2 separate regions of the Homo sapiens genome follow, and region 2 is linked to region 1. Evidence: read pairs that join two places in POLR2A ChIA-PET (ENCODE). Cell type or tissue: OCI-LY7. All regions are shown on one strand. Each heading gives the region's core, and the rest is flanking DNA. Links, peaks and the distances in the headings are about the cores only. Region 1 has its middle 14 kb from the start of NUDT14. Region 2 overlaps PACS2 (phosphofurin acidic cluster sorting protein 2).

Evidence for each region. Peaks named below come from ENCODE experiments on the same cell type or tissue, not always from the same donor. Only the 100,000 strongest peaks of a DNase experiment are listed, where the experiment ranks them.
Region 2: POLR2A ChIA-PET joins it to region 1 with 6 read pairs; 3 of 35 experiments call an interaction of 5 or more read pairs at or near these places.

The regions. Positions count from the first base shown.
Region 1 is chr14:105,187,800-105,202,546 of GRCh38, forward strand. No RefSeq gene overlaps it. Among named protein-coding and RNA genes, the nearest start is that of NUDT14, 14 kb to the left of the region's middle. RefSeq lists enhancers at 4,171-4,952, 8,081-8,862, 8,863-9,644. In OCI-LY7, for the core only: no CTCF peak of the experiment used is centred there; a DNase peak (open chromatin) is centred at 6,312; H3K4me3 peaks cover 713 bases.
Region 2 is chr14:105,364,515-105,379,261 of GRCh38, forward strand. PACS2 (phosphofurin acidic cluster sorting protein 2) reads left to right here. Exons shown (of 25, transcript NM_001100913.3): 5 at 2,699-2,861; 6 at 3,560-3,633; 7 at 3,945-4,025; 8 at 5,327-5,386; 9 at 12,254-12,411. It also overlaps the pseudogene RPS20P33. Among named protein-coding and RNA genes, the nearest start is that of TEX22, 27 kb to the right of the region's middle. RefSeq lists silencers at 1-52, 6,406-6,609 and an enhancer at 6,588-6,657. In OCI-LY7, for the core only: a CTCF peak has its summit at 6,476 (motif pointing right); a DNase peak (open chromatin) is centred at 6,477.

The sequences.
Region 1 (14,747 bases), core at 2,626-10,625:
ATTATCTTTTGTCTTGCCTAATCTCACAGTGGGCTCAACCTCACCCTGTCAGCTGAAAGTCTCAAGAGAAGAGAACTGAACAGAGCCTGGGGTCAAGGTGTCTTCAGCCTCCCGGGGACTTCACAGGAGCCATTCAGGGCCATCAGTGGGTGGGGACTAGAGGATTCTAAGGATACCCAGGTCCCCACAGTCAGGGCGTGTGACGAGGCTGGCAGGGGCTGCTCTGCAGTTCTGCTTGTAACCCCCCAGCGCCTCGCCACCGTCTCCCAGGTCCCAGGCATGAGTCAGAGCAGGTGCGGTGGAGAAGCAGCATCCTAGCTGCACCACGGGCGCCACCTGCTGTCACACCCTCTACTCTCAACGGCCAGCTCCCACGTGGGCACAGCTGGCCTCCAGACACCTCCCTTCACAGCCCTCTGAAGGCTCCCTCCCCCTGCTCTGGTGGAGCCCATCCTGCAGCCACTTCCTGCGACAGGGTGCGTGGAAGACACATTTTGAGCACCGTGCCTATCTGAGAATGTCTATTACACTCTCATCCTTGAATGATAGCTGGGCTGGGTATAGAAGTCTAGGCTAGGGCCAGGCGTGGTGGCTCACTCCTGTAATCCCAGCACTTTGGGAGGCTGAGGCAGGTGGATCACAAGAGACCAGGAGTTTGAGACCAGCCTGGCCAACATGGTGAAACCCTGTCTCTAATAAAAATATGAAACACTAGCCAGACATGGTGGTGCATGCCACCCAGCGACTCGGGATGCTGAGGCAGGAGAATCACTTCAGCCTAGGAGGTGGAGGCTACAGTGAACTGAGATCACGCCACTGCACTCCAGCCTGGGCGACAGAGCAAGACTCCATCTCAAAAAAAAAAGAAGTCTAGGCTGGAAGTCACTTTCCTCCAGCATTTTGCAGGCATTGCTTCATCGTCTGTCTGTCTCCAGGGGCTGCTTCCACTTCTCAGGCCATTCTGAGGCCCGTTTGAAGACGTAACATGTGTCCATGTGGAGAATGTTCTGTTTGCCCTGTTCGCGGTGTTTTCCACATTGTCGCGTCTTGGCTTGGGGATGCTTGAGCTGGCAGTTTCTGAAAGACGAGTTAGAGATAAAACTGAAATAGGAGGCGACATCTAGGATCGACTTCAAAATAATCACGTCGGGAGAGGGAAAGGAGACGGCAGAACTGGCCCCACGCTGAAGACCACTGAGGCCTTCTCAAAAAAAAAAAAAGGGGGGGGCATAGTGTAGAGAGGTGGTGTGGGAACCGGAGCCGGCCCAGAATGGTGGTGGGGCACGTCACTCACTCCTGTGGCTTCTGCCGCCGAGTGTGGTAGAAACTATGAGAGCGGGGGTGGTCCGCACACTGTGTCTGCCACAGGCCCGTAATGAGCCGTGGCCGGATCCAGGATGTAACCCAACAGCAGATCCAAGAAGAGTTCAACATGAAGGAAACAGGAGAGCCAGAGATATTCCCCAGGTTTTCTGGCCCAAGCACCTGGGAGGTGGGCCCACCTGGAGCAAGGGCAGATGTGGTTTGTTTGTTGTGGAGCTGGGTGGAGTGCGAGGCGTCCTTGGGAAACTGGGTATTCACATGCAAAAGGAGGAAGCTGGATCTTCACCAACCACCCTAATCACCCTAACTCGGGCCAGGTGTGGTGGTACACGTCTGTAGTCCCAGCACCCTGGCAGACCAAGGTAGAGGCTGCAGTGAGCAGCGATCATGCCACTGCACTCCAGCCTGAGCCACAGAACGAGACCTTGTCTCTAAAAAAAAAATAGATTAACTCAAAATGGATGAAAGACCTAAATACAAGAGCTACATCCATAAAACTCTGAGAAGAAACAGAGGAAAAGCTCCAACACATTCCGTTTGATAGTGGCTTTTTTGGGTATGACACCAAAGGTACAGGCAACAAGATAATAAATAGACAAATTGGGCTTTATGAAAATTTAAAACTTGTACCTAAAACAGCTGAAGTCCATCGATGGAGAAATGGATAAGCAAAGTGTGATATATACATACAGCGGAATATTACTTAGCTTTAAAAAGGAAGGAGATTCTGACTCATGGGTGACCCTTGATGACATTATGCTGAGTGAAATACACCAGTCCCAAAAAAGACAGATCCTGCCCAAGTCCACTTATAGGAGATCCTAGAGGAGTCGAAGGTATAAAGACAGAAAGTGGGGTGGTGGCGCCAGGGGCTGGGGAGCATGGACGGGGGCACTGGTGTTGAATGGGAACCGCTTCAGTTTTGGACAATGAAGGGCTCTGGAAATGATAGTGGCAAAAGTTGTGCGCCATCAATGTTCCTTCACAATCCTGAGCTGTTTACTTAGAAATGGTCAAGATGGCCGGGCACGGTGGCTCACACCTGTAATCTCAGCACTTTGGGAAGCTGAGGCAGGCAGATTGCTTGAGCTCAGGATTTCGAGATCAGCCTAGGCAAAATAGCGAGACCCTGTCTCTACAAAAAATTAGCTGGACGTGGTGGTGCACCTGTGGTCCCATCTACTTGGGAGGCTGAGGTGGGAGGATCTCTTGAGCCTAGGAGGTCGAGGCTGCAGTGAGCTATGATGTACTCCAGCCTGGGTGACAGAGCAAGACCCATCTTAACCCCCCCACCAAAAAAAAAAAAGATGGTAAATGTTGTTATTGCATGTTTTAACACAATATAAAACACACAAGCACTGTTGGCCATGGTTGACTCTGGTAGGGAATGCACTGTTCACTGCATACTTTTAGGTGCTATTTAAATTTTACCATGGCATGTATTACTCTTTCAATTTAAAAAACTTTTAAAAAGTGGTTACCATGGTACATTTTACATTGTGTATCTTTTACTACGATGAAAACAAATTGGAAAACTTTGTGAAGTGTCACTGGCTATGTACACGAAAGCTGGAGCGTGTGAGTCGACCCCTGCAGGTGGGGAGGGCCCTGAATCAGTGCTCCAGGGGCCTCCCTGGGTGAGAAGGGCTGGGGAGCCCATAGGAAAGGTGGAAGGTCCCCCAGGCAGAACCCGGGAGCAGCAGCAGAGGTCGCTGAGCAATGGGGAGGGGGTTGCTGAGCGATGGGGAGGGGGACACTGAGCAATGTGGAGGGGGACACTGAGCGATGGGGAGGGGGTCGCTGAGTGATGGGGAGGGGGTCGCTGAGCGATGGGGAGGGGGACAAACGTGCCTTTGAGCCCCAGGGCCTGTTGTCAGATGCCTCGATGCCTTGGGCCCCACCCTCCTGCTGGAGCTGTGAGCCCTTCCTGCTCGAGCTGTTCATCTTTAACCTAGGGAAATTCTGACTTTGTATTTTCAAAGAGTCCTCCTCCAGCGACCTGTTCTCCCTGGGGTGAACAGGAGGATGCCCACACCTCCCCAGGCTCCAAGACCCTGCCCCCACCACTGTGTGTTCTGGGGAAACCCCACCACCACCCGTGTCCAGCTCTGGCCCCTTCCCCGGGGCACCTCTGAGCCTCTGGGTGGTTCTTCCTGGGCCTCTGCCCTGCCCCGGCCCCTCTGTGCATGCCTAGTCCACCTCTTCTTGCTGGCATAGGTGGGCACTTTGCTTCTTTCTCTTCCAGGGCTGCGCACCTGCCATGCCAGCCGCCTCCCCCTGAGACCCATCTCCCCCGGGAACAGACCCACAAGGTGGGAGGTGATAGCACCCGCCGACGGCACACAGGCCCTCTGAGACCCGCAGAGCCGAAAGTGCCTGAGGGGCTGGGCCCAGGTCCTCTTTGCCCGCGGCGTGTTCCAAGCCTGTGGACAGTTCTCACTTAGTCCTGTCTCCTCTGTTGGTCTGTTTTGCTCCCGACCGTGGTTCCAGGACTACGAAGGCAACAGAGGGGCGTCACGTGTTCTGGGTGTGCCCCGACACCCCATGGGGCCCCTGGGACACCAGGGCAGCCTGGCGCAAGAGAGGGTCCCCGTCATGGGATGGGGCGGGTGGGGCTGGGTGGTGGGTACTTGGGGCAGGGCCTGCGGGTGCTCCCTAGACCACCCTCACTGGGCAGTGCCTTCCGGAGAGTGCAGGGGCGGGCCCAGCAGCAGCAGGAGGTGTCCACCATGGGCTTCAGATGCAGCCACAGGCTTGGAGGCCAGAGCTCATAAATGACGAGGCTCTGGCCTGGGCCGCGGAGTCTGGCCCAAGGAGAAGACACAAGTCACTTTCTCTCCCTCAGCCCAATTCCCAGCCCCCCATGGAGCTGGGAGAACAGGGGTGGCTTCTTCCTCCTCCACCTCGGCTCCCGAGTGCTGCTTCTCCTGGGACTTCCGACATGGCTCCCTCGTCCATCCCCATCTGGCATTGCCCTTAGGATGTGGGAGGGGTGCCCGCTGCCCCAGACCTTTGCAGACGATGCCCTGGTTCTCTGGGTAGCACATCAGCCCATAAAGCATTCTCCACGCTGACCCCACACACCCCCCGCAGGACCCTCAGACCCCACGCTGACCCCACACACCCCCGCAGGACCCTCGGTCTCCACGCTGACCCCACACACCCCCGCAGGACCCTCGGTCTCCACGCTGACCCCACACACCCCCGCAGGACCCTCGGTCTCCACGCTGACCCCACACACCCCCACAGGACCCTCGGTCTCCACGCTGACCCCACACATCCCCGCAGGACTCTCGGGCTCCACGCTGACCCCACACACCCCCGCAGGACCCTCGGTCTCCACGCTGACCCCACACACCCCCGCAGGACCCTCGGTCTCCACGCTGACCCCACACACCCCCGCAGGACCCTCGGTCTCCACGCTGACCCCACACATCCCCGCAGGACTCTCGGGCTCCACGCTGACCCCACACACCCCCGCAGGACCCTCGGTCTGCACGCTGACCCCACACACCCCCGCAGGACCCTCGGTCTCCACGCTGACCCCACACACCCCCGCAGGACCCTCGGGCTCCACGCTGACCCCACACACCCCCGCAGGACCCTCGGTCTCCACGCTGACCCCACACACCCCCGCAGGACCCTCGGTCTCCACGCTGACCCCACACACCCCCGCAGGACCCTCGGTCTGCACGCTGACCCCACACATCCCCGCAGGACTCTCGGGCTCCACCTCCTGCTCGGCCCAGCCGCATTCCCCAACCACGGCAGGGTCTCCCCAAGACAGAGCAGCCAAACAGGCCCACAGCAGGGCTGGGGGCTGCAAGCCTTGCCTGGGGGCAGGGGCTGGGCTGGCCTCACAGTTTTAGGGAACGCCTTATGGTCCCTTCCTGGGAAGAGGAGGGAGGGTGTGGCAAGTCAGAGGAGGACACATCTGCCCTCCTCTCCCCAGCCCACCCTGTACATGGGGACTCCGGAAACCACCGCCAGGCACAGAATAGACCTGCCGCACTCAGGCCCACCCAGCCCCTCCTTCGATAGGCCCCCAGCCCTGCTCCTGCCGGCACCCGCCTTGTGGACGTGTGTCACCTGGGGCTGGCCGCTGGACCGAGGCCCCCATTCCTGGCCCCTAGGCGCCCCTGGGTCTCGAAGGGAAACGGCTCAGCCCAGGGCCCCAGCACCAAGTGAGCCCCAGCCCCCGTTGCAGAGCAAGCCCACCCGGAAAGCGCTAGCCCAGGGAACAATGCCCTTCGTGTGACAGACTTTCCCCTCTGTGAGAGAAAATAGAGTTCAGTAGAATGGCAACTTCCTGCATTTGTGCCTGTGCCTGAAGGGGTGATTCACGCACGGACCTCCCACAAAGACAGCCCCCACACCGCGCCCCAGCCAACACCGCCAGGCCCAGTGTCCCAGAGCCTCCCCGCTCTGCCAGCCCCCCGGGGCCGGGCCAGGGCCCACTGCCCTTCCAGGGAGCCCCTGCCTTCTTCCTAGGCTTCAGCTCCACACCCAGCAGCCAGAACACACGCATCAACACAGCTGGTGTAAATCACGGAGGGCTTCCTGAGGAGCCAGGCACAGGGTGCTTGGGCACTGAGGGGCTGTGGTGAGGGCAGGCTGTGGGTGCCCAGGCAGCAAGGGTGGGGTGGGAGTGGTGGTCATGGAGCCCACAGTGGCTGGGGAGTGGGGGGTGTCCCTGGACATGGGGAGGCCAGGGAGGGCCACTGTACAGGGGCCATGGCTGCAGGTGCCCAGTGCCTGCGGGTCCTGGAAAGCATGTGCTCCTGAGTGAGCCCAGAGCCCATGGGACATCTGACCTGCCAGGGGACAGTCCTTCATGGTAAAGGAAACTTGAGGGCACCCCAACATCTTTCCCTTCTGGAGAAGAGAGGTGGAGGGCAACATCTCAGTGGGAGATCTAAAGAAGGTGCAGGAGGAGTCAGCGGAGGTTCCTGCCAACCGAGGCATAGCTCCTCTGCACCCCGCCCCCAGCTTCCGGGAGAATCCACCCAGCTCCAAATCATTGCTCTGAGGGCCCAGCCGCCGTCAGTCTCTCCCCAGCTCTGTATACAACCTGTGTGTGGTCCCCAAGCCTGAGGAGCTCCTGCTACCACGAGGCAGCCTGGAACCCGCCCCCAGACCACTGCCCTTCCTGGGACCACTTGCCTCCTGGTCTCTCTTGGGCAGAGACCCGGCCAACCACCCTGGGGCCTCTGGTCTTCAAGGTTCTCACCCCCTCCCCTCTTCCTTCCATCCCCCAAGTCTCCCCTTAGGAGTCTCTAGCACACAGAGACTGTGGGACCACCCTGCCCCCGGGGGACACACATGCCCTCCTCTGCCACCAGGTGAAGATGGCTGTGACGAGGCTGTGTGCAGACATCCTGACGCAGGAGCCAGTAGACAATGCCCAGCTGCCCAGCGCTGGCCCCGCATCACACTGGCATCGTGCCCAGGCAGCCCCAGCTCTGAGGCTCCTCCCACCCACCACCCAGCTCTCTTACCTCCATCCTTCCCAGCACCCCTGCGTCAGTCAGGCTCTCCCTGCTGCTGTGCCTCCTCCCCTCTCTATCCTTCACCTGCATTTCCCCAGCTGAATCGCACCTGCATGGGATCCTGGTGTCCTCTTCTCAGAGGACCTGAGCTCACACAGGAGACTCAGATTCAGGGCCCTGTTCCATTTCCTGGGCTGTGTGCCCTCTGGCTCCTTATGCCAAGGGCTGCCTCCCCACTTCTCTGGTTCATAGGCAGCATGGCATGGCTCCCCAGAGTGCCCCGGTTCGTGCCAGGCCCTTCATAAACACGTGCTGCTGCTTGTAGAGTGCCCACTAAGATCTGGCACCTCCTTTCACCTGTGTGAACTCCCCCAGGAGCCTCAGAGGCAGGGAAGACTTGTCCAAGGGACAAGCAGCTGGGCTGGGATGGCCATTGGCTTGCTCTCATCGAGTTCCCGGGAGGAGCTGTAGGTGGGAATGCTGAAAGCCATGTGCACGTGGCCCCCAGGCCCACCGTGCCCGTGAGCTGGAGGGTGGGGGACCTCCTGTCCACCTGGGGCCCACTGTGCCTGTGAGCTGGAGGGTGGGGGACCTCCTCTGCACCTGGGGCCCACTGTGCCTGTAAGCTGGAGGGTGGGGGACCTCCTCTCCACCTGGGGCCCACTGTGCCTGGGAGCTGGAGGGTGGGGGGCCTCCTCTCCACCCGGGGCCCGCTGTACTCATGAGCTGGAGGGTGGGGGGCCTCCTCCCCACCTGGGGCCCACCGTGCCCGTGAGCTGGAGGGTGGGGGGCCTCCTCTCCACCAGGGAAGGCTGCCTCCGCATCTCCCACACTCTCTTGCTGACTTCCCTGGAAGCTCTGTCCAAGGAAGTCCAGAAGGAGGAGGGACAGGCCATGTTTGTCCGTCAGTGGCAACTTCAGGTGATGATGGTGGTGGCGGACATGGGGACAGAAAGAGGCAGTGGTGATGACGGCAGGGACGTCAGCAAGAGGGGGTGAACCACTGGCCCAATCTGTGGGGACACGGCAGCAGTGGGACCTGGCTAGCACCCCCCCCAACCCCACCTGCCGGCTGCCTCTTGCAGCAGGAAATTGATTTCCGGCTTGCCAGACTCTCCTCTCTACGTTCCTGCATCCCCTCCAAGCTGTTCGCATTAAGTTCTGCTGTTTGAAATCCCCGCGGTGGCTTCCGTTTGCTGATTGAGTTGGCCTGAGTCAGGGCCAGGGCTTTGCTGGGAAGGCACCCAGGGGGTCTCGGAAAAAGGAACTGCAGGAGACCCCAGGGCACATGGTGGGAAGTGAGCAGCGGCTGTGGCCATCCTGCTCCAGCTGGTTCAGTGGCCTCGAGTGCCATGGGGAGCTCTGGTGGGCACCGGTGGGCTGTGGCACTGGTGCCAACTCCCCCTCCCACCAGCTCCCAGAGACCCAGCCCCAGCTACGGGTGAGCTTACAACCGATGGCCAGCCAACCAGGGTGCTGTGCTGGGCGAACCTGTGGGGCCTGGTGAATGGGCAGCGTGGAGCACAGGGGAGAGAGGACGAGGGGGTGGAGACGGCCTCAGATGGTCAGGAGCGCCGCAGGGCCCCCGTGAAGGAGGGATGAACCCTGGCCGCATCACTCCCCTCCCAGGCCTCAGCCCCTCTTCCCAGCCCACGGTCCTGGGTGGGCGTCTTCCGCATGGGAGGCCGTGGGCGCTGGGTTTTCACGACCCTGAAACTTGAGCCTGCCCTCGCTCTCTCTGAGCCTGTCATCCAGCAGGGAGCAGAGGAAGGCTGCAGAGCTGGGAGGGGCACCCTCTGTCTCAGGGTCTTCCTCCTCCTTCCTCCACCCGCCCCCAGCGCCGCAGGATCTGGAGGCGGGAGCCCCGCCCTCACAGTGTCCCCCTGGAGGGGACATCCCGCTCCTGCCCCCGCCCTGCAGACCGCACACCGAGCCCCAGCCTCACTCCCCAGCCCCCGGGAGCCCCGAGCCAGGTCTGCCGTCGCCTCTGACCCCAGGCTGGGCCGGCCTCCTCGTCTGGGCCTCGGCTCGGAGGGTTTCCTGCCCGCCCGCTCCTAGCCTGGCAGGAAGCGGACACCTCAGAACAAAGGGACCGGCGGACAATGGCCATTGAATTGGGCCGGGGCGCTCGCGCAGGGACAGGCCGCCAGCTGCCCGCGCTGATAAGACCCTCCCCGCGGCGCCCGGCGCGGGGGCTAATGCCCGGCTCGGCCTTCCCTCCTTCGCGGCCTGGGCCTCGGCAGGTGCGGCCGGGACTCGGGACCGCAGGCCGGGAGTGGGAGGCTCAGCTGCGGCCTCAGGGGGCCGTGCCCGCCCCGCTGGGGACTAAAGAGGAGCCAGCGCCCGGGACCAATCCCAGGAGCGCACCGGGGAGCCACCCTAGCACCTGCCCCCCGACCCTGCCCCGCGGTCTGACCCCCCCTTGGATCTGGCCCCGCCTCTACCTCCCCCGACGAACTGAACCCCCTGGGATCTGGCCCTGCCCCTTGCACCTGACCCTGCCCGGAGATCTGAACCCCTAGGATACGGCGGGTCCCGCAGTCTGGGCCCTCTATGATCTGACCCCGTCCCTGCACCTGACCCCGCCCTGGGGTCTGGGGGTCCGGCCCAAGCCCTGGGCAGGCGGGGTCGGGGTGGGGGGCGAGAGTATGTGGGGGCCAGACTCTACCCAGCTGCCTGAGAGCCTGGCCCTTGTGCACGCCAAGGAAGCCGCGCTTTTAAGAGGGCGTGATGTTTGGTATTTCCCCAAAATGCACCAGACGTCATGACACTGGAGAGCCTCAGGGCTTGGCTGCGTTTCCTTCGCATTGTTTTGGACAGAATGACAGCCAGGGAGGGCTGGCCACGTGGCTGCAGCATCTCCTGGCTTTCTGCAGGGTTCGGTCACTTGCTGTCCCCAGGGGCAGCCTGGGCCTCATGCCTGTGTATGCGGCAAGGGGACATGGGGTGGGGGGGGTCTGCTCCAAGGAACATCCTCCCCAGCTGGGCCTCAGGGCAGGGCCATCGGGAGGGAGAGGCCACATTCCTGCCCACCCCCCACCCCCCTGGACTCTGCAGGACTGTCCGACAGCCTCCGAGTCCTCGAGGGCCATGTTTCCGGAAGACTCTCCTTGAAGACTCTACCTCCTCCCGAGGCCTGGGGCAGCTCTGTGTTGGCAGAGACTGAACCTAGGACCAGTGAAGAGGCGGCTCCCTGTCCCCCATCCCCAGGCCTGAGCACCCAGGGAGATCAGGAGTCAGCGCTGTGCTGGCTCCAGAGGGCTCAGGGGCACCACGTTCCCACTCGAATCTGGGAAGGCTTTGTGTGGGCAGGTGCAGAGCTGTCATTAGGGCAAGGGCCGGGAGGGGTTGGGGTGTCTCAGCGTTTTCCCGCAGCAGCCTGGCACCTGGCTGCCCCAGGATTAGATAATCACACAGGAGGGGTGTGGCACTGGGAGGGGTCAGGGGCTGGGGGCTGAAGGAGGAGCAAGAACTCAAGGTTTGGGGAAACTGAGGCAGCCCCTCTCTTCTGGGCAGGATGAGATAGCCCAGGCCCACTTTGGTCTTGGCAAGCCCCAGACAGACGTCCAGCCCATGGCACTTCTTGCCATCATCTCTACCAGCCACAGACCCCTCCCTCAGCAAGCCACTGGCCAGGACAGGGATGACACAAGGTGAGCAGAGTCAGGACAAAGAGACACTTGCCAGCTGCAGAGGTCCCAGAGCAGGTTCTGGCCCAGCCATGGGGGTGAGGGTGGCAAGGAAGGCTTCTTGGAGGTGGCACTTGGGTTGAGTTTGCCAAGGGAGGAGGTGACAGAGGAAAGGCGTGACAGGCAGGGACAGCGGGGCATAGACCCCAGTCAGGGGAAAGCCGGGTGCTGACAGGGAGGGCAAGGAGTCCCAGGGGCACAGGTGGGGACAGCAGGAGCTGAGGCCATGCTGGACCAGGGACAGGAGCAAGGCTCTGGAGTGGCAACCTGGAGGCGGTGGCAAGCCATGGCAGGGCAGGTGGATAGTGGTGACTGCTTATTTGCTGGGGTCCCCAGGAGTCAGGTCAGGTGGGGGTACCAGGGAGAGGGTGCTGGGGCTGTGACCAGAGCTCTAGGGAAGCTCCCCTATGCAGGTCCTACAGGACCACCTTGGCAGCGGTGGTGCTGAGCATGATCACCCTGGGCCCCTGCTGGTGGGCTGGGGTGGTGACCACAGTATGCCAGAAATGCTGGGGTGCTGCAGGCTGCCTTCTGGCTCAGGGGCTCTGAGCATCGTTGCCCAACCAGGGCCCCGCCATCCAAGGAGCCAGCCCCAGAGTGCCCTACCATGTGCTGTGAGCACCCCCCTCTCCTGGGTACCCCTGAACCCTCTCCGAAGCCTGGTCAAGTGGATACCTGCCTGCCACACCCTCCTCCACCTCACTGGCCTGGCCCTGGTTGTGGCCCTGCTGGGACCACCGTCTCCACTCCACCCTGATCCATAGCCCTTCTGTAGCCTCCTTCCTGTGTGAGCAGAAGCTTCCTGGGTCTCCCTGCACCCACTGGGACAGATCCTGCACGCCCCCGGTGCTCAGCCACGCAGGTCATGGCGTTTGTGCATTCTGTTTTCTGAGCCATCCAGCCCAGGCGGTGGACACCGGCGTCCAGCCCCAGCTCTCAGGCCACAGGAAGTGGGAGGTCCAGCGGCTTCCATTCCTGCCCTCGATCAGCCCTTGCTGCTTCCTGCGGCCAGGCCCCCGCTGGCGCCGGGCGGCCTGGTGAGCAGTGACTCATCCAGAGCCCAGCACCCGAACATCCCACTCCCGGCTCTCAGCAGAGGACCCCGTCCCCACCTCACCCCACCATCTGGCCTGGGCTGCAGGACTGCCACCGCCCAGCACACACCTCCTCCTCAGTGGCCCTGCACCTGCTCCCACCCACCGGCTGGGGGTCCTCCACTATAAAGAGCATGACACCCCAGCCTCAGGGGACTCCAGCCCCCCACTCTCAGAGGCCCTTGCTGTCCCTGGCTGTGGGGCTCTGCCCACCTCTGCCCTGCTCTCCCTACCTCTGCCCTGCTCTCCCTAGAGCCACCAGCCCTGCCGTCACACACCCTCTGTTGCCTGAGTCCTAGGTTGGAAGGCCTACCTACCTCTACACCTGGGACCTTCTGTAGCCCATTTCAGCCGGCCAGCCCCTCCTCTGGGAAGGCTTATGGGCTCCTGAGAGCCCTCTCAGCCCCGCCTCATTGAGGCTGCCTCTCCTGCCTCCACCCCATGGACCTTGTCTTTGAGCTTGGTGTGTCCCCAAGGCAGAACTCACCCTCCAACCCCATCCTATTGCGACCCTCGCCCAACTCGCCTGGAGACACTGCACCGGTCAGGATGAGAATGGAAGTTGGGCCGGAAGTTGGGCCGGGCAGCAGAGAAAGCTCCGAGGAAGCTCCCCTGTGCAGGGTGCCCCGACCCCAAATCCAGGTGGCCACCCCATTTAAGTGACAAAGGAGCTAGCTGCCTCAGTGGACTCCTTCCCTCCCTAGAGGCCTCCTCTCCCATCGGCGAGGCTCCTGCCCTCCTCATGACACTGTCACACACGCCCAATACCTGCAAGAGGGCTGCACCCACACAGGCACTGAGGGCCCCTCAGGCTGCCACCCCACACAGCCCACCCAGCTGTCCCGCAGCGCCTCCTGATGGCCAGGGCCCGAGGGGCCTCCCCCAGCTTGCAGAGCCTGCGAGCATCCTGTGCATGGGTATGTACAGATGCACCTGTCCCCCAGTGGCCATGTGACCACCACACCCCTCCCCTTGGTGGGCTGGGAAATACTGTCTCTGAATAGCAACCTCCCCGGGAGCCAGGCCGGGACACACCAGCCCAAGAGCGTGCCCAGGGCCCTCCAAGGCCACCAGCAGGCTGCTGAGCCCTGATTTTCACCTCCCAGGATCACATCATCCCAGGCTCTTCCAGCCCCAGGCCCTCCACACATTACAGGCCCCTAAATTTGGCCCCACCTGAACCTACTCCTTTCCGCTGTCCCCCTCCCCTAATAACAAATCCCTGCTGAGACCTTCACCAGGGAGCCAGTCTCATCTCCTCCTCCACCCACCTCCCGGCCCCACCCAGGGACACCCCCATCCTCTGGGCCCTTCTCCATCCCCTCCCCAGAGTGCTCCAAAATGGAACTAAGCATGCGCTCTGCTCACAGCCCCACAGCCCACCCTCCAGCAGCTGGCAAGACCACTTCTCCTCTGCCGGCCGGCCGCTGCGCCTCACGCCCTGATTTCCCTGCACAAACTTGTGCCTATGGATCTTGTTGGGGAGGGGGTGGCTCGAAGCGCATCTCCCCTACAAGGACAGGGGCGCTGGCCTGTGGGCAGCACTTCCCGGTTCCCTGCTTCATCCTCGCCGACTCTGCGCACGCACTTGGCTGTCAGGCTTTCTCCACGCTTGCTGAGTGAATCCATGAACAAATGCATGAGAAACACGCATTTTCCAGAACCCCACGTGCAGCTGGAGGGAATGCTCCGGTCAGGGATTTGTGGGAGGGGAAGTCCGAAGGGGTGAGGCCTGGAGGGTGGGCTGTGTGGGGATGGCAGCCACTCCCCATCCTCCGGGCGCCGCGGGGGCAGAGCACAGAGACAGAAGCTCGAACATCGTCTCCATGCTGGGTACATGTCTCCCAGCATGTGTGTTCCTGGACCCCAGGCAGGCGAGGCTGTGGCCTGCAGGTGCTGACCCTAGCTCAGCCTCAGCCCACAGTGCCGCCTCCACCTGCCAGGTTCTGTGGCACCTGCAGTCCGGCCCTGCACTGCCGCCCAGGACCCCCACAGCGGCCAACTCAGCTCAATGGGTGGGTGGTCAAGGCTGGAGCAGAGCCATGGGGGCCAGCCCCCGAGGTGTGCTGGCGGCCGGGTTAGGCTGGGGTCATTTTCCCAGGCTCCACCAAGGCGGGTACCTGGCAGACAACGTTATTGTCCACAGGGAGGCAGCAATGACTCAGTCGGGCTGGTGCAGAGGCCCCCGGCCGCAAAGGAAAGGAGGGTCCCCACATCGTCTGGCAGAGTGGGCACTGCCTCCCCTGGGCAGGTGTGACTGGGCCTTCTGCCCGGCCTCCTATCCCAATCTCAGTCCAGCTAGGGCCTCCTGGGCCTCTGTGGTCCCAGCTTTGCTGTTAAGTGGGTACATGTAACGCTCCCTCCCTGCCTGTCAGCGGGCCTGAGCTGCGGGCACTTCCCCAATCGAGGCCCCCCGGACTGCTCAGGAGTGCCCCGACCCCAGCTGTGGCTCCTCCCTGTCCAGGGTGAGCTGGGGTGTCAGTCCTGGGGGCATCAGTGATGGAACAGAGTCGGGTTGAGGTCAGGGTTGGGTCCCCCAGCCTAGCGCCCCTGACTTCACAGTTCCAGCCGTGCTCATTGTGTGGGGACAATGGCTTCCTGAGCCAGGTTCCTCTCCGGGCAGGAAAACCACACAGAACCTCCTCTTTGCCTCCGCCCACGGCCCCTTTGAAGGGCCTGGGCCAGCCTCAGGCACTGACTGCAGCCTTGGGGCCTGCCCCCGGCGCCACCTCTTACCAGCCTAGCCCAGGCCCCGGTCTCCCCAGGGACCTGCCAGTCCTCCAGACACGTAGTACAGGCTGCAGGGACAGTTACTGACGGCCCAGGAAGCCGCCGGCCAGAACCATGCAGGCAGTGGGCTCAACACAGCATCAGAGCTTGGAAGGACGCAGAGTCCTGGGCCCGGACTCCGTACAGGCTGGAGACGGAGGCAACCGACCCCCCTCGGTGCCTCCCAAGAGGCCAGGGTACATCTGCAGGGTGGCTGAGCCCTGTGGGGGCGGACAGCCAAGGGACCCTGGAGGGTGTTGGCCCTGGAGCAGGCGCACCTAGGCTGGAGAGGGCAGAGGGTCCTGGCACTCAAGGCCTGAGAAGGGCCATCTGTCCTCACACAAGACAGGGGACTCGAAGCGGGGCTGCCTCAGGGCGTGTGC
Region 2 (14,747 bases), core at 2,975-10,974, 180 kb after region 1:
CTGGGTGCGCGGTGGGCGGCACCATCCAGGCTTGCTGCGATGTTGGCAAGAGGACGAGGTCTCCTCACCATGCATGTCTCAGAACATACCTCTGTCGTTACGTGGTGCATGACTGTTTTTGTAAAATTTTTATTGTAGTATTTGTACAATTAAGTGTGACATCCTGAGCAATTTTCTTTTCTTTTTTTTTTTTTTTTTTTGAGACGGGGTCTTACTTTGCCACCCAGGCTGGAGTGCAGTGGTGTGATCTTGGCTCACTGCAGCCTCAAGCCCCTGGGCCCAAGCAGTCCTCCCACCTCAGTCCTCAAGTAGCTGGGACTACAGGTGCGCACCACCATGCCCAGCTAATTTTTTATACTTTTTGTAGAGATAAGAGTTTCGCCATGTTGCCCAGGCTGGTCTCAAACTCCTGAGCTCAAGCCATCCACCTGCCTCAACCTCCCAAAGTGTTAGGATTACAGGCGTGAACCATTATGCCCGGCCTCAATTTTCCTAGTCACTAAAATCTATTTGAAAATGGAAGAGGGAGGAGCCTGTCAGGGTCAGGGGTGGAGGGAGCTGGGCCCTGGGGCCACCCTCCCTGGTGAGGCAGCTCCAGCCCTTTGCTGAGGATTGCAGAGCATCCACAGAGCATCTGCTGGACTAACCCGGGAGGGTGGTCTCAGGGTCAGCAGGGGCAGGAGTGGGAATGGCCACAGTCCAGGACAGTGACCTGCCGGCCAGCATCACCCCAGGGGAGTGCCCAGCTCAGGGGTGGCTGGCCCCTTGGCAGGAGGACGCACGCCCCAAGGAGCACTGTCAGGAGGAGAGGAACATGCAGCCTGGAGTGTCGGGGCCTGGGACTTCCAGGGCCTGCAGATATCAAAATAGTGTTCACATATAGGTCGACCACAGGCTGAGTGGAGCGGGGGCTAATCAACAACCCGCCCCTGGCCCGCTGCGGGCCCAGCAGAGCATTCCCACTACAGCCAGCTCCAGGGATCCCGGCAAAAGCATCTTTGATAAGAGGCCCCATTCCTTCCTGCCCTCCCACCTGAAGGAGGAAGCGAGCAGGGTTTTCTTAGGAGAAAAAGGGCCCAGACCCCTCTGAGCCCCGTGGAGGTTGGTATGAGCAGGTGCAGCACCACCTGAGCCCCACCTTGATTCCTCCGGGACCCCAGCCCGGCAGCCCCCTCCCCTCTGAGCTCATTTTACTGGGATCCCCAGCAAGGGCTCAGCATTTCTGACCGAGGGCTTCTGAGCTTCCAGGTTCTCACCCCTGTGTGACACTGAGACCCTGCCACATCAGATGCCACTCTGAGAAGGCGACTCAGGGTGCTGGGGGCCTGGACAACAGCAGCCTCCAAGTACGTGAAGCTGCGTGTGCCCCGGCGAGTTGTGGGCACGAGGGCGTCAGCAGTGGGTGCGAGTGTTGGCAGAAGCTGCCAGCTGCCCTTCGTCATTTTCTGAAATGAAGATGAGGGCAAATGTAAACTTTTAAACATTTTTTTACCTTGATTAATTGAAGAATTAGCAGCCCAAATCAGGACCCCACAATCAAAATAAATCTGGTCGGCTGGGCGTGGTGGCTCACGCCTGTAATCCCAGCACTTTGGGAGGCCGAGGCAGGCAGATCATTTGAGGTCAGGAGTTTGAGACCATCCTGGCCAACATGGTGAAACTGTTTCTACTAAAAATACAAAACTTAGCTGGGCGTGCTGGCAGATGCCTGTAATCCCAGGTACTTGGGAAGCTGAGGCAGGAGAATCACTTGAACCCAGGAGGCGGAGGTTGCAGTGAGCCAAGATCGCACCATTGCACACCAGCCTGGGCCACAGAATGAGACTCCGTCTCAAAAAAGTAATAAATAAATAAATCTGGTCTATAAAATCCTAACATCTGGATGTGAACCGATAGCCCCAAAAGGCGGCTTCTAGAGCACAGCTGGCCCCAAGGCTGTGAGTGTCTGAGAGTTGTCGTCATGGCGTGTGGTTCTGAGGCTGGCGTGGGGCACGGCGGGGCTGTGCCTGGGTACAGGTCGTGGCTGCAGGAGGGGCCGGGGCTTGTTCTGCAGCTCCGTGGTTTGAGTGCCTCACAACAGAGGAGCTGGACCTGGCCTGTGAGCCAGGCCTGGTGGGTGTCTCCTGCTGCTGGAGATTCCGGCCTGGCTGAGAGTGCTGGGCTCCTCCTTGGTCCCCCACAGACACTGGTCCCTGGGCATTGGCTCCTGTGGGTTGGGCAGCCGGCTTCACACACTGCTTTGCTGCTGCTGAGCTCTTGGGTGGGTGGAGGGTGGAGGCAGGGTTGGAGCAGGGGGCCAGGATCTTCCTGGGTGGCACTGCATGGACAGCAGTCGTGCCTGAGATCAGGAGGGCCGCGGACACCCCTGTCTGTCCATCTCAGTCCCTCGTGACTGTGCCTGGCACTGGCCTCTCCAGCACAGCCCAGTGCCCTCTGCTTATGGCCCGTTCGTGAAAGCTCCCACGTGTTCCTCTCGTCTGTCCGCCTGGCTCCTGTGTCCTCCTCTCGTATCTGTCCCCTCTCCCCAGTGGCCACGTTTCCTGTCCACTGGATGCTCCCTGCCCTGTGGCTGCCCTGCTGAGGGTCCCCCTTGCTGTCACTGAGAGAGAAAGCCCTTCAGAAACCCCAGCCCACACATCAGGGCACCGGGGCTCCTTCCCGTCGTGCTGCTTTCTAGAACCGTGCCCCTGGCCTGCAGGTGATGCAACACCCGTCTGAAGGTGGCCAGGTGCTGAGCCTCTGCAGCAGCATCAAGGAGGCCCCCGTCAAGGCGGCCGAGATCTGGATCGCCTCCCTGTCCAGCCAGCCCATTGACCACGAAGACAGCACCATGCAGGCCGGCCCCAAGGCCAAGTCCACGGGTGAGTGTGGTGCCAGCCCGCTCCTGCCCCTGCTGTGGGGAGGCCCTGCCTTCCAGCCATGGCACATCGGGTGGCAGAAACTGTCCAGCCTGGCTTAAGGAGTTGGGGGTCCGGAGCACGTGTCAGTTGCTCTCCTGTCTGGAAGCCACAGCAGAGGTGCGCGCTGTTGTAGGGTCCGGGCTGCCACAGGTCCCTGTTCTGCCCCCGTGGCTGCAGCTCCTTGGTCAAGAGGCCTGAGTCCTGAGTGTCCTCAAAAAGGAGGTGTGGGGTCGCACTGTGATGCCCTTGCTGGTCTGGGTGCAGGGCCCGCCATGGGCAGGTGCCACAGCTGCCGCCACCCCAGTGGGGTCACCAGGGCCTCCCCTACTCCTCAGGCGGGGGAGACCCAGTCGGTGCAAATCCAGGCTGAAATGCCAGCTGGCAGGAGGGGCCGTGGAGGCCGGAGCAGTTCATGTGGCCCCCTTTGCCCTCCCTGCCCCTCCCCACTTCCTGCCAACCCCGACCTGGACCGTTGCCAGTGGACTTGGGGGACTCGGGGGCTCGGGGCCACGGCACCTGTGTCTGGAGCCCCTCTGTCCTGCATGGATCCACCTCCTCGCTGCCCCCACTCTGTGTCCAGGGAAGCCTGGGGGTGGTCACTGCCTGGTTTCCCGGGTGGAATCTCACGGCACCCTCCCTTCTGTCTGTTCATTCCGCAGATAACTACTCCGAGGAGGAGTATGAGAGCTTCTCCTCCGAGCAGGAGGCCAGTGACGACGCCGTGCAGGGGCAGGTGACCTGGGGCCGGGGCTCCGCGCCCTCTCCTGGCTCACACCGGGTGTCCTGGGGTCTGTGGGGTCCTCACCAGCTGTCACCAGGGCCTCGTGAGGGTGGGTGAGCCACGGGCCTGGCCCCTGGTTGGCCGCCCATCTCTCGTCTCCCGACCCCAGGGGCCCGAGTTTATGCTCAGGTGGCTCTGAGAGTCTTGGGACACAGGTGGGCTCTCAGTGCCGGGCCTCTCCCATCGCCCACGCTGAGGCTGGCAGGGTCCTGCCAGCACTATGCAGGCTGCCGTGGCCTCAGCCACTGCATATGTCTCTGCAGGACTTGGACGAGGACGACTTTGACGTGGGGAAGCCGAAGAAGCAGCGGAGATCGATTGTAAGAACGACGTCCATGACCAGGGTTGGTGGAGACTGCTTCTATGAATGCTGGGGAAGGCGAGGGTCGGGGAGGACGCTGGGAGCCTGGGCGTGGGGGGGACACGGGCGTGGGAAGTGAGATCTCACCCCAGGTCACAGCAGCATGTCCCGTGGCAGACCCCCTGATTGCCAGTCTCCTGCCGGGTGCCACTGTCTCCCCTGCCTCGCCACATCTCCTGGCTTTAGCCTTGTGTGGCCGCTAGGCTCAGTGGGCCCTGAGCAAGGCTGGGAGGCTGCCTCGCTGCCAGGCTCACTCCATGTGCAGAAACTCCGGGAGGCCATCCTCCCTTTTGTCCCGTCAGGTGCCCACATACACCTGAGTGGGCTGGTTCCCCCATTTTTGTTTGGGATCTGGCCTACCTACCTCCACGGTCCCCAGGAGCTTGGCAGGGCTGTTCAGCATTTTTTCCCTGAGGAAAGCTCAGGCAGCTCTTTCCTCAGAGGCCGTGTCCGGCACTGGCACAGAGGGTCCACCGCCTGGCGCCTGGACACCCCAAGGACAGGCACGGTTCCAGGGAGGCCAGCGCAGGTGGGCGGGGAGCTCTGTGCCTGGTGCTGACAAGGGACATGGGCACAGCCCAGCCCGGACACCGCCGCCTCCTCTGGCAGCATTCAAGGGGGCGCTGTGGGCAGACGGTGCCAGGGACGGGCAAGCTGCTCCCAAAGTGGTGAAGCTGTGTCTTGCTGGCCTGGAGAGCAGCCCCCGCTGTGCAGAACACCAGCTTGAGCCTCCATTCCAGGGCCCCCTTGGGCCCAACTGTTGTGAAGGGAGGGCGTGGGCTGCCTTTGTAGGGTTGGTCCCCGAGAGGGTGGCTGAGGGTCCCGCTCACCCAGTGGCTGGAGCCGAGGTTCTGCAGTCCAGGGTGGCACGAGGCACCCACGGGGCTCAGGCTCTTGGAGCACGCCCCACCCCACACTCGCCCACCTGCCCACCCCACGTGGGTGCCCAGCACCTTCCTTCTGGGGTCGGCCAGGGCCTTTCCTGGGAGGGGGTGCTGAGGGAAGGGCCCCGTGAGCCTGGGAAGGGCTGCAGAGGCTTCTGGAAGAACCATGGAGTCCGCACACGCCTCCCCGGGTCCCCCTTGGCCAGGAATGGAACTGTCAGACCTCAGGCCTGTTGGGAAGCCTCTGGGAGCCACGAGCGAATCCATCAGCGTGGCTGGTGCTGAGGCCTTGCTGCTCTCCCACGGCGGGCCTGGGTGCGGCCTGGGCCTGAGGAAGGGGCTCCAGCGGCGGGTCTGCAGCTCTGGCGGCGGCTCTGACTCTGCACCGCCTGTCTTGCAGCAACAGAACTTCAAGCAGAAAGTGGTAGCGCTGCTGCGGAGGTTCAAAGTGTCCGACGAGGTGAGTGCGCCGCGCCTTCTGCTCGCGGCCCCCACGCCTGCAACAGCACCTGGTCGGGAGGAGGCCTCTGGGGTCTGTCTCCGGGCCACCTCTGGTTCTGCCGCTCACCGTCTGCACGGCCCCGCCAGCATCGCACAGTCTGCGAGGCGCAGTGACAGTGGCACTGCCTCCCGGGCTCCAGGTCACCCGCTGGGTCTCTGCTGAAGTAGAAGTCGTGAATACCCTGGAAGTCGGAAAGTCATTTTCAGGGGGATGTAACCATTAGTTTGTGTGTTTTTTTTTTTATAAATAGACTTTAGTTTTTAGAGCAGTTTTAGGTTTACAGCAAAATTGAGCAGAAAGTTCAGAGTTCCCATGGACCCCTCCCCACCTGACAGCCCCCCACTATTGACATGGGCCCCCCCTCCCCACCTGACAGCCCCCCACTACTGACATTCCATGGATTTTTAATGTTCATCTTTTAGCTTTTCTCTAATCTCTGAATTTTCTACAATGAGCTTGTATAATTTTCATACCGAAAAGAAAAACATGGCTGGGCTCAGTGGCTCATGCCTGTAATCCCAGCACTTTGGGAGGCCAAGGCAGGCAGATCACTTGGGCCCAGGAGTTTGAGACCAGCCTGGGCAACATAGTGAAACCCCATCTCTACAATAAAATACAAAAATTAGCTGTGGGTGGTGGTGTGCACCTGTAGTCCCAGCTACTTGGGAGGAAACCTAGTAGGCCAAGGCTGCAGTGAGTGGAGATTGAGCCACTGCACTTCAGCCTGGGCAACAGAGCGAGACCCTGTCTCAAAAGAAAAAACTTCAAATCTCGGCTCACTGCAACCTCTGCCTCCCAGGTTCAACAGGGTTTCACCCTGTTGGCCAGGCTGGTCTTGAACTCCTGGCCTCAAGTGATCTGCCTGCCTCTGCCTCCCAAAGTGGTGGGATTACAGGCGTGAGCCACCGCGCCCAGCCTTTGTTGTTTCTTTAACGTCAGAAGAAAAACGTGCCTGGGTTCAGGACCTGAAGTGGAGAGGTGGCGTTTAAGCGTCTCAGCCTTGAAGCAGGGTTGTCACCCGTCGGCCTGAGAGCACACTGCCTGTAGATGGCGCTGTGTCCTAACATACTCGGGATGCATCCAGCTCAGCCCCTGGGGCACACACTCAGCGAGGCTGTCAGGTCCATGTGCCGAAACAGGTGCTTTGTGGCCCGGTGGGGCAGGCAGCATTTCTGGGAACAGCGTAACATCACCAACTGGCCGCAGAGGAAGGGCAGCTCCGCCACTGGGATGGTCATCGGGCCCCTGTGTCTTTTGGTTTGCATCTTGGATTGGAACATTCCCAAGTGCAGCTGAAGATGGGACTTAGCCAAGTCGGCTCCCTGGCCTGGGGCTTCCTTGAGCCCTGCTGAGCGCCTGTGGGTTCAGGGGTGGGTGTTCTTGGTTGAATCTTGACCGTGGGGTTCTGCACTCACCTGGGCAACTGAACTGAGTCCCAGAATGCATTTCACTTACACAGATTATGGTTCTGAGACTCACAACCCAAACTGTGAAAAGATGGGCCAACGTCACAGACGCTGTTCAGGGAGAGGACATCGTTTTCATAGGGATAATTGCACAGCGTTGTGTGAAATTCATGCAGGTCAACACAGTACTTTAATGGAGTGATGGGATCTCTTTCCGTATTTTCCACCCATCACTCCCTTTCCTGAAAAGACCAGACCATCTCCGCCACAGCTCTGAACCTGTGTCTTGGCCACTAGGAGTGCCACACCTGGCACTGCCCCCTGCCCAGGACTTCACAGCAACCCTCAGGGGGCAGGAGATGCACAGTGAGACGAGGTCACCGCCTGGATTACAGCCATCTGAGATTGTTCATGCTGCTATAACAAAATACTTTAGACTGGGAAATTAATAAACAACCAAAGTGTATTTCTCGCAGTTCCGGAGGCTGTGAGTCCAAGATCAAGGTGCCAGTAGACTCGGTGTCTTGAGGGCCCGTTTCCCATAGAGGGCACCTTCTGTGTGTTGTGTGGTGAGAGGGCCTGACAAGCTCCCTCAAGCCTCCCTCATCAGGGCCCTGAGCCTATTCAGCGGGCAGAGCTCTCGGGCCCTAACCACCTGTTAGAGGCCCCACTTCCTAATTCTAGCACCTTGGTGGTCAGGTTTCAGTGTAGGAATTTTGGGGGTACAAACGTTCACAGCCCCCAGGCTGACCACAGAGCACTGGCATCCAGGCTGCCCTGTGCCCAGGTGCCACACAGTGGGTCTGGTGAGGAGGAGAGCAGGGCTCTGCTTGGGACCCATCCTGTGAGGAGGAACCAGAGTGAAGTCTGTTCCTTACAGCCCTCAGCTTCAGCTCACAGCGAAAGCGTCCGCTGAGGGCTGCCTTCTGAATTTTTCATTGTAAAAGGTGGCACACCTGGATAGTCAGTTGATTTTCAACAAGGGTGCCAAGTTCATTGGAGAAAATATCTTTTCGCAAAAAAACTGAGGCTTGACAATGCACACCATGTGCAGAATTCAGCTTGACTGGATCATATTCCTAAATGTAAAAGCCTAAAATTTAAATTACCTAGATTCTAAGCCTTAAAAAATATGAACTTAAATCCTGCACTAATGCCACTGAACTGTACACCTAAAAATAGATAAAATGGTAAATATTATGTTTTATATATTTTTAACACAATAAAAAAAGTAGAAATTTGCTTTCTGAAAGGTACTGTTAAAAGAATGAAAAGATGGCCAGGTGCGGTGGCTCACGCCTGTAATCCCAGCACTTTGGGAGGCCGAGGCAGTACGAGGTCAGGAGATCGAGACCATCCTGGCTAACATGGTGAAACCCCATCTCTACTAAAAATACAAAAAAATTAGCTGGGCGTGGTGGCAGGCGACTGTAGTCCCAGCTACTTGGGAGGCAGAGGCAGGAGAATGATGTGAAACCAGGAGGCAGAGCTTGCAGTAAGCCAAGATGGGGCCACTGCACTCCAGCCTGGGTGACAGAGCGAGACTCCGTCTCAAAAAAAAAAGAAAAAAGCCACAGGTTGACAGAAAATATTTGCAAATAACATACCTGGTAAAGATTTGTATCCAATAGATATATTAAAAACTTTCAAAACCCAATAAGAAAAGCAACCTGATTTTTAAAATGAGTAAGACTCATACAGTGAAACTATGAAACATTTTTTAAAGAAAGAAGATATAAATAAGTGGAAAGATGTCATATGTTCATGAATTGGAAAACTTAGTCTTGTTAAGGTGGCAATAATCCCTAAATTGATGTACAAATTCAACAAATTCAAGTGCGTATCAGATTCCCAGCTGTGTTTTTGTAGAAATTGACCAGCTAAAATTTATGTGTAAATGCCAGAGACTCAGGGCAGACAGAACAGTCTTGAAGAAAGAAGACTTATACTTCCCAATTTCAAAATGTACTACAAAACCACAGTAGTAATCCTGACCATGTGGGGCTGGCCCAGGGACAGGCATGGAGATCAGTGGAATGGAGGTGATAGTCCAGAAGTGAACCCTTCCATTTATGGGCAAGTGATGGTCAACAAAGATGTCAAGATATCCATGGGGGAAGAATAGTCTTCAACAAAGGTGCTAGGACCACTGGATATCCACATGCAAAAGAAGGAATTACAGCCAGCTGTGGTGGCACATGCCTGTAACCCCAGCACTCTGGGAGGCTGAGGCAGGCAGATTGCATAAGTCCACATAGTGAAATCGCATCTCTACTAAAAATACAAAAAATTGGCCGGGCATGGTGGTATGCACCTGTAATCCCAGCTACTCGGAAGGCTGAGGTGGGAGAATCACCTGAGCCCAGGAGGTGGAAGCTGCAGTGAGCTGAGATCATGCCATTGCACTCCACCTGGGCAACCAGAGTGAGACCCTGTCTCAAAAAAAAAAAAGGAATTTGGACCCCTACCTCACACCATATTCAAGAATTAACTAAATGGATCAGCTGGGTGCGGTGGCTCACGCCTGTAATCCCAGCACTTTGGGATTAGTGGCCGAGGCTTGAGGCTCAAGTGACCCGGATCACTTGAGGTCAGGAGATCGAAACCAGCCTGGCTAACATAGTGAAATCCCGTCTCTACTAAAAATACAAAAACAATTAGCCAGGCATCGTGGCGGGTGCCTGTAGTCCCTGCTACCTGGGAGGCTGAAGTGGAAGAAACACTTGAACCTGGGAGGCAGAGGTTGCAGTGAGCCAACATTGCATCATTGCACTCCAGCCTGGGCGACACAGCGAGACTCTGTCTCAAAAAAAAAAAAAAAAACTTGAAATGGATCAAATATCTCCATCTGTGAGCTAAGATTATAAAGCTCTTAGAAGAAAATGGGCCAATCTTATGACCTTGGGTTAGGCAGGGGTTTCTTAGATGTGACATCAAAAGCATAAGCAACAAAAGGTAAGTTTTTCTGGACCACAGCAACATTTTACAGTTTTGTGCACCAAATAGTGCCATCAAGAAAACCGAACAGTAGAACAGAAGAATGTTTTTTGCAAATCATATATGTGATAAGGGGCTTGAATCCAGAACACATAAAGAATGCTTATAACTGAAAAATAAAGACACAGACAGTCTAGTTAAAAGCTGAACTGTCCATTGCTTTGAGAACGATGCAGCCTCAGGTGCCACGGAGCTGGGGCCCGCCCACTCCTGCCCTGACTCGCTGCTGTCCACTTGTACTGAGAAGTCGACCAGGAAGCCGCCTCGTGGCCACGGCTTTTAAAGACACCGGGAGGACACCTCTGGAGCCCGTGGAGTGATTCCTTGAATTAGAATTACCCTGACCAGCTGCAATGTAAAATCCCTGGAGGTGTGTGCTGGCTTATGAGGGGCACGGAGAAAAACAATCTCAAAGTGAAAGAACCAGTTCTGATGCCTGCCAAGTCTTTGAGAATCACTAAGAGAAACACACCTTGTGGTGAAGGTTCTCAGACACAGGATCACTTCCAGACGAGAATCCATAAGCAGCTCGTGGACCTGCCTGGTCCATCCTGGATTGTGAGGCTGATTGCTCTGTTGGAATTGAGCTGCGAGCCGCGGTTGACATCACCATTGCAGATGCTTAAGCCAAGTGTTTTAATAAAGTGATTATCACTTGTCAGAACCAGGCACAGTGGCTCACACCTGTAATCCCAGCACTTTGGGGGCTGACGTGGGAGGATCACTTGAGCCCAGGAGGTCGAGGCTGCAGTGAACTATGATTGTGCCACTGCGCTCTACCCTGGGCAACAAAGCAAGACCCTTTCTCAAAGACAAAGAACAGTGAATTGTCCAATTAAAAAATGGGCAGGGGGCTGGGTGTGGTCGCTCACACCTGTAATCCCAGAACTTTGGGAGGCCGAGGCGGGTGGATTACAAGGTCAAGAGATCAAGACCATCCTGGCTAACACGGTGAAACCCCATCTCTACTAAAAATACAAAAAGTAGCCGGGCGTGGTGATGGGCGCCTGTAGTCCCAGCTACTCAGGAGGCTGAGGCCGGAGAATGGCGTGAACCCGGGAGGCGGAGCTTGCAGTGAGCCGAGATCGTGCCACTGCACTCCAGCCTGGGCAACAGACAGTGCGAGACTCCATCTCAAAAAAAAAAAAAAAAAAAAAATAGGGATCTTTCTAAATAGATTTCTTCAAAGACACACAAGTAGCCAATAAGTACACGATCATCATGATCATTATCACTGGTCATTAGGGAAATGTAAACCAAACCACAATGAGACACTACTTGATCCCCACTAGGATGGCTGGAACAAATGAAATGCAACAGGGTGAGGTGTAACAGCAGGAACCCACACCCTGCTGGGGGAATGTAAGGTGGTGTGGCAGCCACAGGAAGCAGTTGCCAGACACCCAGCACCCCTGTTCTTCAGTGTTGACTTCAGGGAGGTGAACACACACATGCATGGACCCACTCAGACGTTCACAGCAGCTTCATCTGTGATGGTCATAATGCCCGTCAGCTGGTGATCTGTTAGACTGGGGTCCACCCACTCAGTGGCGCACTGCAGAACCATCAGAGGAAGTGAATAAAGGAAAGAGGTTTAGTTGACTCACAGTTCAGCATGGCTGGGGAGGCCTCAGGAAGCTGCCAATCATGGCAGAAGGGGAAGCAGGCACCTTCTTTATGGGGCAGCAGGTCGGAGTGGGTGCCTGCAGGGGAAATACAAGATGCTTATAAAACCATCAGATCTCTTAAGATGTGCTCATTATCATGAGAACAGCGTGGAGGAAACCACCCCCAGGATCCAGTTACCTCCACTTGTCCTGCCCTTGGCACGTGGGGCTTATGGGGATTACAATTCAAGGTGAGACTTGGGTGGGGACACAGTGGAACATGAAGTGTGCCACGCTGGGTGGATGACGCCCTCCTCCCCCCGCCACCGAGAGCTGCAGGCCACATGATTCCTTTTGGGTAGCACTCGGGAAAGGGCAGAATGTACAGGAACAGAGTGAGATTCGCAGGGCCTGGGGCTGAGGGAGGGGACGCACTAGAGGAAGGCAAAGGGGAGCCTCCTGGGTGTGGGGAGCACTTTCTGTCTTGGTTTTGGTGGTGGCTGCACAGTGGCCCACACCCGTCAGAGCTCACCTGCCTGCACCCAGGCCCTCCGTGCACCCTGGCAGCCCAGATGACTGCACCAGCCCAGGGGAGGTGGAGGAATGCCACACGCACCGGTACCTGGGGACCGGGGGTCCTCGGTGATCATCCCGAGCTCCAAGACAGAAGCTGGACTACAGCCGTGCTGAGTGGAGGGGTTTGGTGGCTGGGTGCCCGCCTCCTATTGCTCCTGCAGACTCTGGGGTCTCGGGCGCCCCCAGTGGGGCAATGTGGGCTGCTGCAGGGAACTCACGCGTGCCTGGCACCCGTGCAGGTCCTGGACTCGGAGCAGGACCCTGCGGAGCACATCCCCGAGGCAGAGGAGGACCTGGACCTCCTGTATGACACCCTGGACATGGAGCACCCCAGCGACAGCGGCCCCGACATGGAGGATGACGACAGCGTCCTCAGCACCCCCAAGCCGAAGCTGCGGTGAGCCCTACAGGGCGGGGCGGGGAGGAACAGCCATTTCAGATGCCCCGGCCACTCTGCGACCACTCTGGCAGACCCATGTCCAGCCCTGGAGACGGGGTGGGCAGGGCCAGCTGCCTCGAAGCCTGGGAAGGCTCTGGTGGCTGGAAGGAGGGGTGTGCGGCTGCCTGGCAGGCCCAGGCTACGGCTGCACTGAGCCAGGCAGCTTTCCTTTCATAGGCCAGGGGGTGCAAGCTCTGGGCTGGGGAGGACCGAGAGGGGTCCCCCAGGGTGCTGGCTGGGCTGGGTGTGGCACCCCGTTGTAGGGGATCCGTCTCTGGGGGATGCCCTGGGAACTGCAGGGGACCTCCGTTCACTCAGGTGGGGAGTAGAGCTCCCATGCTGGGTGCCCCTCCCTGAGGAGGAGGAGGCAGAGGCAGGTGGGGAGGGGGAGGGCAGGTGTCTCTGTGGCTGGATGGGAGGAGGGGCTGGCTGGGGTGGCCTGGCCTGGGCAGGAGGAGAGGATGCAGGGCAGGCAGCTCTGTGCATGGGTCTGGGTATGGAGGCCTCGGTCAGCTGGGGGCAGGAAGGCAAGCACACCAGGCAGAAGGCAGGTGCCAGCCTCTGGGCAGCTGCTGAGGAGCCAGAGGCCCCAGTCAGAGTCAGGAAGCTTGGTAGACCTTTTGCTCTCACACTTTTTTAACCTAAACAACACGAAGAAGGTGGCCTTGCTGCATGTTGGAGGCGCGGCCCCAGTTAGCCCTGCAGCCACGCAGCGGCCTCCCACCTCACCTGCCCCGGCCTGGCAGCCCCAGCCCAACTTGCTGCTCCTTCAGTTGCCAGCAGCCACCATAACAGGTGACCGCGGATGTGGCCACCAGAAACAGCCTCTGTTCCTCCTGTTCTGGAGATTGCCATCCCGAGGCTGTGGCCTCATTCTTGGCCAGGGTCTCGCTGGGCTCGGGTGGAGGTATTGGTGGCTGCCCTGACTGGGGCTCCGAGGTCATGCAGTGCAGGCCCAGCGTGGTGGTTGGTGGAGTTCAGCTCCGTGTGGCTGCGGGATGGGGGTCTGGCTGCCCTGCCGCCTGGTGGCCGTTGGTCATTCTTGCCTTCTGGCAACCGTCCTCGTACCCTGGCCCAGGGTCCCTCCTCCACCTTCGGAACCAGCAAGGCCCAGTGAAGTCCCCCTCACACTTTGGGCCTCCCTGGCCTTCCTGCCTCATCTCTTCTGCCTTCAGCCGGAGAAAGTTTTCTGTCTTTAACGGCTCACGTGATTCCATAGGAGACATCTTTGTGGCCCAGATCCTCTCCCATCTTAAACTCCGTGGTGTTGGCTGTATCTGCAGAGCCCTGGCCAGCTAGCATTCATAGTTTGAGGAGAGGCGTGTGCGTCTCGGGGCTATGATCTTGAATGGGCACACACAGCAGCAAGTTTCCACGTGGGTTTGTCACCCAGGGTGGAGCAGCAGACACTGCTAAGTCCCGTCTGTTTTTTTAGGGGGCGGGGGAGTTGTTTGTTTCTTGAGATAAGGCCTTGCTCTGTCAGCCAGGCTAGAGTGTAGTTGTGCAGTCGTGGCTCACTGCAGCCTCAACCACCTGGGCCCAAGCGGTTCTCCCACCTCAGCCTCCTCAGTAGCTGAGACCAATGGCGTGCGCCACCACACCCAGCTAATTTTTATATTTTTGTAGAGACAGGGTCTCCCTATGTTTCCCAGGCTGGTCTCGAACTGAGCTCAAGCGAACCACCTGCCTTGGCCACCCAAAGTGCTGACACTACAGGTGTGAGCCAGTGCACCTGGCCTCCTGTCAAATTTTTTTCACTTGAAAGGTCTTTTAAGTCTTATTGAATCTGTAGGTCTCCCTTCCTCCTTTTTCTTCGTACATATTATATCAACCAGGGATGAGACATTCGGCCTGGATGGCCTGGATCGGCCAGATGGTCTGCAAGGGTCTGGTTTGTCTGGAAAGGCATGGGTGGCCTGGATCAGCCTGGATCAGCCTGGGTGGTCTGGAAAGGCATGGATGGCCTGGATCTGCCTGAGTGGTCCGGAAAGGCATGGGTGGCCTGGATCAGCCTGGATCAGCCTGGGTGGTCCGGAAAGGCATGGATGGTCTGGATAGGCCTGGATGGTCGGGAAGGGCCTGGGTGGTCCGGAAAGGCATGGATGGCCTGGATCTGCCTGAGTGGTCTGGAAAGGCCTGGATGGTCTGGATTTGCCTGAGTGGTCTGGAAAGGCATGGGTGGCCTGCATCAGTGTGGATAGTGTGGAAAGGCCTGGGTGGTCCGGAAAGGCCTGGATAGTCTGGATAGGCCTGGATGGTTTGGAAGGACCTGGATGGGCCTGGGTGGTCTGATC